2 separate regions of the Homo sapiens genome follow, and region 2 is linked to region 1. A link is an interaction called in ENCODE POLR2A ChIA-PET data of the cell type or tissue named here. Cell type or tissue: K562. All regions are shown on one strand. Links, peaks and the distances in the headings refer to the core of each region. The heading gives the core; the rest is flanking DNA.

Evidence for each region. Peaks named below come from ENCODE experiments on the same cell type or tissue, not always from the same donor. Only the 100,000 strongest peaks of a DNase experiment are listed, where the experiment ranks them.
Region 2: POLR2A ChIA-PET joins it to region 1 with 7 read pairs; 3 of 35 experiments call an interaction of 5 or more read pairs at or near these places.

Annotation. Positions count from the first base shown.
Region 1 is chr19:17,704,584-17,709,964 of GRCh38, reverse strand. No RefSeq gene overlaps it. Among named protein-coding and RNA genes, the nearest start is that of MAP1S, 12 kb to the left of the region's middle. In K562, for the core only: no CTCF peak of the experiment used is centred there; a DNase peak (open chromatin) is centred at 3,084.
Region 2 is chr19:17,480,374-17,485,754 of GRCh38, reverse strand. The region is part of intron 1 of SLC27A1 (solute carrier family 27 member 1); the gene reads right to left. Among named protein-coding and RNA genes, the nearest start is that of SLC27A1, 13 kb to the right of the region's middle. RefSeq lists an enhancer at 2,224-2,725. In K562, for the core only: no CTCF peak of the experiment used is centred there; no DNase peak of the experiment used is centred there.

The sequences.
Region 1 (5,381 bases), core at 190-5,189:
CAGGTTGGTCTGAAACTCCTGGGCTCAAGCAATCCTCCCACCTTGGCCTCCCAAAGCACTAGGATTACAGGCATGAGCCACTGTACCAAGCTCAGGTTGTTAGATTTTTAATAGCCACCTTTCTTGTCTCCTTGCCTCGTCCTCAGGCCAACCCTATGTATCAGCATTCACTAAGCACTTGTGTTGACAACATTCCTGTTCTGGGTGCTGATGCTAGTGGTGGGGCGATTCACCTGTGGGGTGGCAGGGGGAGGACAGAGCTGCTGGTTCTGGGTGAAATTCACTCCTGCTCTGGGATGCCAGGGAGCCTGACGTCCCTTTAGTCACAAGATTTGTGTGTTAGTTTATCTTCACAACCACCTGGGGCATGGGCTTCGAGTAAACACATGTAGTTGCCTGGAAAGTGAGGGTCAGAGACATCAAGGGACAGATTCAGTGACCTGTGCAATGACTGGGATGTGAACCCAGGGGAACTGACTGTAGGCCCTGCAAGAGATCCATCCATTCATTCATTCATTCAATAAACACTCCCTGACAACTTTCCTGTGCTGGGTGATGCTGGCATACCCAAGCGGTCTCAGTCCTGGTGCCCAAGGAGACATCTGTCTGGAGGAAGATCAGCTGGACACAGATGTCCCCCATCTCTGTGATGTCAGGGCTGGGATAGAGGGTGAAGCCAGGAGCTGGGAAAGTGGGGACTATGTCTGGGGAGACAGGGAACTTATCCTGAAAAACGAGACTTTGCAACTGGGGTTTCGAGGAGTGTGTGGGAGTTTGCCAGTCAGATGATGCATTCATTTACTCAACAATCCCCCTCCCCACTACCACCAGCCAAACCCTCTGTGCTACTCTCACTCCAGCCTGGCCTCAAGGATCCTCCAGGCTCAGGGAGACAGAACCAGATACAGACTCTCCAGGTGATCATGAATGGGCTGGAAGAAGGGGTGAAAGCAGGAGGTGCCCTGGGTAGAGGAACTGGGGGCTCTGAAGGGGACCACAGGGGGTCTCTTGGGAGAAGAGAGTGTGGTTGCAATTGATTCTCACAGAGTGGAAGTTGATGGTGAATATATATTATATATTTATACATAATGTAATATATTATATGTTATATATGTAATATGTATTATATGTTATATAATATATATTATATAGTATATATTTTATATGTTATATAATATATATTATATAGTATATATTTTATATATTATATATACACTATATATTATATATTTATATACTATATACTATATATTATATATTTATATATTATATATACTATATACTATATATTATATATTTATATATTATATATACTATATACTATATATTATATATACGTATATTATATATTGTATATATAATATATACAATATATAGTATATATAATTTATATAGTATATATTTTATATACTGTATAAAATATATACTATAGTATATATAGTATATAAAATATATACTATAGTATATATACTATATAAAATATATACTATAGTATATATAGTATATAAAATATATACTGTAGTGTATATAGTATATAGTATATATACTATATATAGTATATATGATATATATAGTATATATACTATATATAGTATATATGATATATATAGTATATATACTATATCGTATATACTATATATAATATATAATATAGTATATATACTATATATTGTATATTATATATATTATATATATAAATATAATTTTTCTTTGAGATGGAGTCTCGCACTGTCACCCGGGCTGGAGTGCAGTGGCATGATCTCGGCTCACTGCAACCTCTGCCTCCCAGGTTCAAGCAATTCTCCTGCCTCAGCCTCTCAAATAGCTGGGATTACAGGAGCCCACCACCACACTCAGCTGATTTTTTGTATTTTTAGTAGAGATGGAGTTTCACTATGTTGGCCAGGCTGGTCTCAAACCCCTGACCTTGTGATCCACTGCCTCAGCCTCCTAAAGTGCCAGGGCTACAGGTGTGAGCCACCGGGCCCGGCTGAATATTTTTGTTTTGAAATATATGGCTTGGGCTGGGTGTGGTGGCTCACTCCTGTAATCCCAGCACTTTGGGAGGTTGAGGCAGGCAGATCACTTGAGGTCAGGAGTTCGAGACCAATCTGGCCACCATGAGAAACGCTGTCTCTACTAAAAATACAAAAATCAGCCAGGTGTGGTGGTGCGCACCTGTAGTCTCAACTACTTGGGAGGCTGAGGCATGAGAATTGCTTGAACCCCGGAGGTGGAGGTTGCAGTGACCCGAGATCACAGCACTGCACTCCACTCTGGGCGACAGAGTGAAACCATGTTCCCGCCACCATCCTCAGGGCTGGCTATGGGGGGCAAATGGGGAAAGAGGTGGCCAACTGGACAGGCTGGAACTGTGATAAGACTGACTTAGGTCCCTGGGGCTGTGGGGGACTATGAAATGGTGCAGTGAGCCAACATCAAGCACATACTGTGGGCCGTCCTCAGGGATGATGTACATGTCCCTTCCCTCCTCTATTCCACACACATGTATTGAGCACTCACTGTGTGTTAGACTCTGTGCCAAGCCAGCAGCGGGTGTCCCAGCCCTGCCTTCAGGATTTCCTAGCTCCTAACTGCTAGCTCAGTGCTCCTCAATCTTTGAGACCAGATTAATTCATTAATTATTCCATTTGACATACGTTTCTTGAGTACCTACTATGTGAGGCAATGGAGAGACAAAGCTATCTGAGACCCAGTCCTGGCTTCTAAGAAGCTTATAGCCTGCTTGGGAGGCAAATAAGAAAACTAATGTGATGAGAGCAGCTGACCTCCTCCACTCACTTTTGGGAGTCAGGGAAGGCTTCCTGGAGGAGGGGCCATCTTAGCAGAGAAGGGGGGATAAAGCAGTTTATCCCGGAGAAGAGGGGAAAAGGTATCTCTGGCTGTGGGAACAGCGTGTGCAAAGGCCTGCGGGGGAGATGTGTGGGAAAAATTCCAGGGAGGCTGTAGGCCAGAGGATGGGAGAGGTGATGGGAAGCTGAAATGGCCAATCAGCAAGCAAGAACGGCCTTGTAGGCGGAGCTTTTGATGTGCGCCTTCTCATTGGTCGCCAGCCGTGGTCCAGGCAGCGGCAGTCACAGGGGCGTGGTCAGGGGCTGTGCTGCATCCCAGCCACGTGGTCCAGATCCCGAGCTGGATGCGACCTACCAAAGTGGCGCGCAGTGTTGTTACCCCGGCGGAGGTGACCAACCTGGGTCCAGACCCAGTTTCCAATTCCTGCTCACGTCTGGGCCCCCAAGCAGCACCATGTGTCGACATCCAGACCCGCAGCAAGTCTAACGGTCACCAACGTCCCCGCACCTCCCTTTCTACTAATGACCCTATTGTAAAACGTGAGGTTGAGGAGTCAAGGGCACAGACACCAAGCTTGGTGGGGTTCAAATCTCAGCTCTGTCTCTCCCCAGAGGTGCGACCTCCCTGGGCCTTGGTTTCGCCATCAATTGAACTGGTAGGGTCGCTGTGGGGATTAAAAGAGTTAAAACAGCCCGAGGGTGTAACCCTGCATATGCTAAGCGCTCACCTGGTATTACTTAATTCTTGTAATTTATCATTTTATTTTGGAAATCTACTGGCTACAAGTAGCTCTCTGGCAGCTGGTAGCAATCTGCCTGAGGTCTTCCTAGGGATAGTGAACCAACCCCGGGGCTGTTTCTAGATGCATTGAATTTAACCCAAATAAAGGTGACATCCTGTGTCTGAATGTAATTAAACATCGATTCATTTGGACTTTGCAGTTCTCTTTTTGCATTTTGGAGCCAAAGTGAACAGGCCTCTGGGTCTCAAGCGTTTTCTTTCTTTCTTTCTCTTTTTCTTTTTTTCTTTCTTTTTTTGGAAACAGAGTCTCGCTCTATCCCCTAGGCTGGAGTGCAGTGGCGTCATCTCGGCTCACTGCAACCTCCGCCTCCCAGGTTCTAGCGATTCTCCTGCCTCAGCCTCCAGAGTAGCTGGGATTGCAGGTACATGTCACCACGCCCAGCTAATTTTTGTATTTTCAGTAGAGATGGAGTTTTGCCATGGTGGCCAGGCTGGTTTCAAATTCCTAACCTCAGGTGAGCTGCCTACCTCAGCCTCCCAAAGTGCTGGGATTACAGGCGTGAGCCACCGGGCCCGGTAAAGCATTTTCATAGGGCCCCAGAGTGCTTTTCAGCTGCGGGCACCAAGGGTCTGAGATAGGCCTGCCTGACAGTCCCCTTATGGTGGTCCTATAGATATGAGAAGTCAAACCCCTGAGTTGGGGTCCAGCAATGTCTCCTACTACCTGGGTGGTTTGGGCAAATGCCTTGGCATCCCTGGTCTATGGTTTTCTCACGGGTCAAAGGAAAGAGAGGCCCCACGGTGAGTGTTCTCTCCCCTCCCTACTTCAACCTCTTAGGTTGGTTGTGAGTCCACGAGGTCTCCAGCCAGTCTAGAGTGGGGAAACAGGACTTGGAGGATCAGAGTGAGTCCGGGTGTAGCCCTGAGCTAGGGCGGGTCTAGGGACATGGCTGGATCCAGTGGCGACAGCGGAGGTACTGGAGGCTGCAGAAGACAAGGTTCGTGCTGGCCCCTTTCCAAGCCAGGCCCAACCAAAAATTCATTTCACATGCTCTTAGGATACTTACATTGGACATAACACCACCTGGCCCTCAGCTCACTCCTTTGTGCCTCAGTTTCCTCATCTGTAAAATGGAAATGATGGTACCCACTTCCAGAGTTGACATATAAGTGAGATACACAGAAAGAGTGTTGAGAGGGAGCCCTTGCTTTTTTTGACTTAAAAAATATATACATATTTAAAGTAGAGGGCCTGGCGTGGTGGCTCACGCTTGTAATCCCGGCACTTTGGGAGGCCGAGGCAGGCAGATCACGAAGTCAGGAGTTCGAGACCAGCCTGGCCAATATGGTGAAACCCCATTTCTACCAAAAATACAAAAATTAGCTGGGCGTAGTGGCAGGCGCCTTAATCCCAGCTACTCGGGAGGCTGAGGCAGGAGAATTACTTGAACCTGGGAGGCAGAGGTTGCAGTGAGCCAAAGGTTGTGCCATTGCACTCCAGCCTGGGTGACAGAGCGAGACTCTGACTCAGAAAATAAATAAATAAATAAAATAAATAAAGTAGAGATGAGGTCTCACTATTGTTGCCCAGGCTGGTCTTGAACTCCTGAGCCCAAGCAATCTTTCCGCATCCCAAAGTGCTAGGATTACAAGTGTGAGCTACCACGTCTGGCCTGACTTTTTCTGGTGGGGGACGGAGTCTCGCTCTGTCCCCCAGGCTGGAGAGCAGTGGCGTGATCTCGGCTCACTGCAACCTCCGTCTCCCAGGTTCAAGTGATTCTCCTGCCTCAGATTCCCGAGTAGCTGGGACTACAGGCGCCACCACA
Region 2 (5,381 bases), core at 270-5,269, 220 kb after region 1:
GGGTTTAAGCAATTCTCCTGCCTCAGCCTCCACAGTAGCTGGGATTACAGGTGCCCACCACCACACCCGACTAATTTTTGTATTTTTAGTAGAGACGGGGTTTCATCATATTGGTCAGGCTGGTCTCAAACTCCTGACCTCAGGTAATCCACCAGCCCTGGCCTCCCAAAGTATTGGAATTACAGGTGTGAGCCACCATGCCCAGCCAAGAATGAACTTTAAAAACAAACAAACAAACAAACAAACAAACAAACAAGAAATGCTTTAGGCCAGGCGTGGTGGCTCACACCTGTAATCCTAGCACTTTGGGAGGCCGAGGCGGGTGGATCATGAGGTCAGCAGATTGAGACCATCCTGGCTAACACGGTGAAACCCCGTCTCTACTAAAAATACAAAAATTAGCCAGGCGTGATGGTGGGCGCCTGTAATCCCAGCTACTCCGGAGGCTGAGGCAGGAGAATTGCTTAAACACAGCAGGCAGAGGTTGCAGTGAGCCGAGATCACGCAAATTCACTCCAGCCTGGGCCAAAGAGCAAGACTCCATCAAAAAAAAAAAAAAAAAAGGAAACAAAAAGGAAATGGAAAGGAAAGGAAAAGTTTAGATCACAGAAGCTGGAAATTCAGATTTTCTTGGTTGAGAAGCTGGAGAAATGAGTGGTCCCCACCCCTTCCTGGCTCCCTGCCCCACCACCCTGCGCCCCTGGCTCTGGGAACCAATAACCTTGTACTGGGGTAAGCCACTGGAATGTGGGGTGTGTTTGTTGTAGTACCTGGCCCTGCCCAGCCCTGACCAACACAGGGCAGGGGCTCCACCCACCTGCCCCTGTTTCAGCCTGGCCCGGCCACTGCCTCCCTCCAGCTTCTGCATCAAAATCACCAAATCCATCCTTTGGATCTCCCCTGCCTTTCCCAGGCCTCCCCAGATCCCTGCAATGGCTGCTCACACCCCCCAAAATGTTCACAGTGGACTTCAGCACCTATATTCATTCATCCTCTCGGTCATTCATTCATGCTCTTCTTCGTTCTTTCCCTCTTTCATTCCCTCCCTCATTCTCTCCTTCATTCATTCCATCATTCATTCCATCTTCATTCACTCATTCCCTACTTCACTCACTCTTTCCCTCCCTCCGTCATTCATTCTTTCCCCCCTTCACTCATTCAGTACTTTTTTTTTGAGACAGGGTCTCACTCTGTCGCCCAGACTAGAGTCCATGATCATGGCTTACTGCAGACCTCCCAGGCTCAAGCAATCCTCCCACCTCAGCCTCCCTAGTAGCTGAGACTACAGGTGCACGTCACCAGGGCCAGCAAAATTTTTGTATTTTTTGTAGAGACAGGGTTTCACCATGTTGGCCAGGCTGGTCTCGAACTACTGGACTCAGGTGGTCCTCCCTTGGCCTCCCAATGTGCTGGGATTACAGGCGTGGGCCACCGCATCTGGTCTCATTCCATCCTTATTTATTATCTCCTTCACTCTTTCATTCCCTCCTTTGTTCATTTATTACCTCTTTCATGCATTTATTCCCTCCATCATTCATTCCCTCCTTTATTCTTTCCCTCCATTTATCATTTACTCCCTCTTTCATTCATTCATTCCCTCCTTCCTTCATTCATTCAGGCAGCTGGTGCATACCAGTGTCTGTTGTGCTTTAGGCACTGTTCTCAGCTCTGGGGACAGAGCATCCAGACCACCAGGCCCCACCCTCTGGGGTTCACAGTCCTCTGGGAAGAGAGACCCCTTCCATGTATATGACTGAATACCAGGCCGTGCTGGATGGTGACAAGACTGCAAGGGGTGATGTGGTCAGTCACACGGACCAAGGGCAGAGGCAGGGGAGGCCCTTGAGAGAGGCAGGCGGCATCTGAGCAGGACCTGGTGAGGCAAAAGGGAGTCGCTGTGGGTACATCCGGAATGCAGCCAGTGCAAAGGCCCTGGGGTGGGAACAGGCCTGGGAATGGGGCACAGTTGAGGACCAGCGTGGAGGTCAGTGTGGGGGGAATTAGGGGAAAGCGACATGAAAGGGGAATGAAGTCTGAGGTGGGCAGGGGCCGGCTCCATGAGGCTCATGGGCCCCAGGAGGGGTTCACAATGAAAGCCATGGAGATAGGAGGGTGCCGGGGTCTGTTGGGGGAGAGCATCCGCAATTTCTAAAAACAAAGGTCCAGGGTTTTCATGAGACTTCCTGCATGGGTCAAACCACTTACCCTGGAAGCCCCTAGAAGGCCCCTCTGGCTACTTTTGGGATATGAGCAGGCTGCTGAACTCCTAGTGACAATACTTCCCTACCCACCATGACCCACAAGCTCACTGAGCTGAGCACAGCCCCCACACACACACCCACTCACAGAGCTCCCCCCAGCAGCCTCATTGCCTCCCTCAGGAAACCTTCCAGGCACCACATGGCCCATGCACCATGCTTACTGCTCCCCAATCACAGCTCCCTCAAAATGGGGCCGCACTTGGTCAGTGGGGCACTGGCTGGTGTCAGGGAGCTCTCTGTTCTACCCTGGGAGCCCTCCCTGTCACCTTCACTCTCCCCATCAAAGCCTTGTGCAGAGCCACCAGGTCATGGGTCTATTTCTCCCTCATTCATTCACTCATTTCACTCATTCATTCCCTCCTTTGTTCATTCATTCCCTCATTCCCTCATTCATTCATTCCCTCCTTCCCTCATTCATTCATTCCCTCCTTCACTCGTTCCCTCATTCATTCCCTCCTTCACTCATTCCCTCATTCATTCATTCCCTCCTTCACTCATTCCCTCATTCATTCATTCCCTCCATCATTCATTGGCATTGTGAGCACGCAGGAGATCTGTGCATCTGTGCATCTCTAGCATCTGTGCATCTCTAGCATCTATGCATCTGCTGGAGTATGTGCTCAGTCAATAGAGGGTGGACCAATGTTCATTTCATGCCCCTGGGTCCAGTACCTAGGGCATCTGCCCTCCCTAGCAGCCAGTTGCAGAAGCATGAACTCTGATTCTTGAAATGGTGAGCACCTACTGAGTGCAAAGCCCACACTAGCCAAGACCCTGTGGTGATACAGACCCTCCTCCCGCTCCATTCTCTCCCCACCCTTTTTTTTTTTTTTTTTTTTTTTTGAGACAGAGTCTTGCTCTGTCGTCCAGGCCAGAGTGCAGTGGTGCTATCTCGGCTCACTGAAACATTTGCCTCCTGGGTTCCAGCAATTCTCCTGCCTCAGCCTCCCAAGTAGCTGGGACTACAGGCACATGCTACCACGCCCAGCTAATTTTTGTATTTTTAGTAGAGACGGGGTTTCACCATGTTAGCCAGAATGGTCTCCATTTCTTGACCTCGTGATCCACCCGCCTCGGCCTCCCAAAGTGGTGGGATTACAGGCATGAGCCACCACACCTGGCCATTTTTGTATTTTTAGTAGAGACGGAGTTTCGTCATGTTGGCCAGGCTGGTCTCAAGCTCCTGACCTCAGGTGATCCGCCTGCCTCACCCCGGCAAAGTGCTGGGATTACAGGCGTTAGCCACTGCGCCCGGCGGGCACTTCTAGTCTTTAAACGCCACGTGCAATGTACTCATTTACCACCGTGTCCTTGGTCTGTCCCTCCCTATACTGGGTAGACAGGGCATGCATCTGTTACATTCTAGTACCAGAGAGGCAGCAGGGGAGGAGACCGCCCAAGACCCAGCTCTCCTGGAGCACAGAGAGCTTGCTACAAATAATCTCGAAGGAAGAGAGGCATCTGGGACTCTCAGATCAGGTTCCAATCCTGCAGGCCTAGGGAGAGAGCAGCCACCCGTGGCCCCAGCCCGATCTAAGGGGCCCCGGGCAGGTTCTGGCCCACCAGGTCTCCCTGCAGGGACCTGTCCTGCTGCTCTCTGGGTGGCTCATGGGCTGCTGATAAATTAACATCTCCAACTGGAGAGTTCCCTCCTTAAGGAGAGAACTTCAAAAAATGTCAATCAGCCGTGCAGGCATGCTGGCTCATGCCTGTAATCCCAGCACTTTGGAAGGAAGGCTGAGGTGGGAGGATTGCTTGAGCCCAGCAGTTCGAGACCAGCCTGGGCAACATGGTGAAACCCCAGCTCTACTAAAAATACAGAAATTAGCCAGGGTAGTGGCGCAAGCCTGTAGTCCCAACTACTCAGAAGGCTGAAGCAGGAGGATCGCTTGAGCCCAGGAAGTCAAGGCTGCAGTGAACCGAGATTGTGTCACTGCACTCCAGCCTAGGTTATGGGAGTGAGACCCTATCTCAGAAATTTTTTAAAATCATTTTTAAAAAATGTAAATGGAGGCCAGGTGTGGTGGCATGAGCCTGTAATCCCAGCTACTCAGGAGGCTGAGGCAGGAGAATCACTTGGACCCAGGAGGCAGAGGTTGCAGTGAGCCGAGATTGCGCCACTGCACTCCAGCCTGGGTGACAGATTGAGACTCTGTCTCAAAAAAAAAAAAAAAAAAAAAGGAACTAAACCATGTGCTTTGGAGCAACGTGGATGCAGCTGGAGGCCATGACCCTGAGCAAATTAAGGCAAAAACAGAAATCCAAACACCGCCGGGCCCAGTGGCTCACGCCTGTAATCCCAGTACTTTGGGAGGCTGAGGTGGATGGATCACCTGAGGTTGGGAGTTCGAGACCAGCCTGGCCAACATGGAGAAACCCTGTCTCAACTAAAATTACAAAATTGGCCGGGCGTGGTGGCGCATGCCTGTAATCCCAACCACTTGGGAGGCTGAAGCAGGAGAATTGCTTGAACCCGGGAGGCAGAGGTTGCGGTGAGCCGAGATCGCGTCATTGCACTCCAGGCTGGGCAACAAGAGCAAAACTCCATCTCAAAAAAAAAAAAAAGAAATCCAAATACCACGTTTTCGTTATAAGTGGGAGCTAAACATTGAATACGCACGGACGCAAAGATGGGAACAACAGACACTGGGAACTCCATAAGGGGCAGCTGAAAATAACCTATTGGATATTCTATTCTGTTCACTACCTGGACAATGGGATGATTACAAGCCCAAACCTCAGCATCATACAATATACCAATGCAACAAACCAGCACGTGCAACCTGCAGCCTAAAATTAAAATTTTTAAAAAAATTGGGTGGACACGGTGGCTCACGCCTATAATGCTAGGACTTTGAAAGGTCAAGGTGGGAGGATCACTTGAGCTCAGGAGTTTGAAACCAGCCTGGGCAACAAACTGAGACCTCATCTCTGCAAAAAAAAAAAAAAAAAGAAAAAAATTAACTGGCCATTGTGGCATGTATAGTCCCAGCTACTCAGGAGGATGAGACAGGAGGATCGCTTGGGCCTAGGAGGTCAGGGTTGCAGTGAGCCATGATAATGCCACTGCAATTGAGCCTGGGTGACAGAGTAAAACTTCTTCATGAAAAAAAAAAGAGA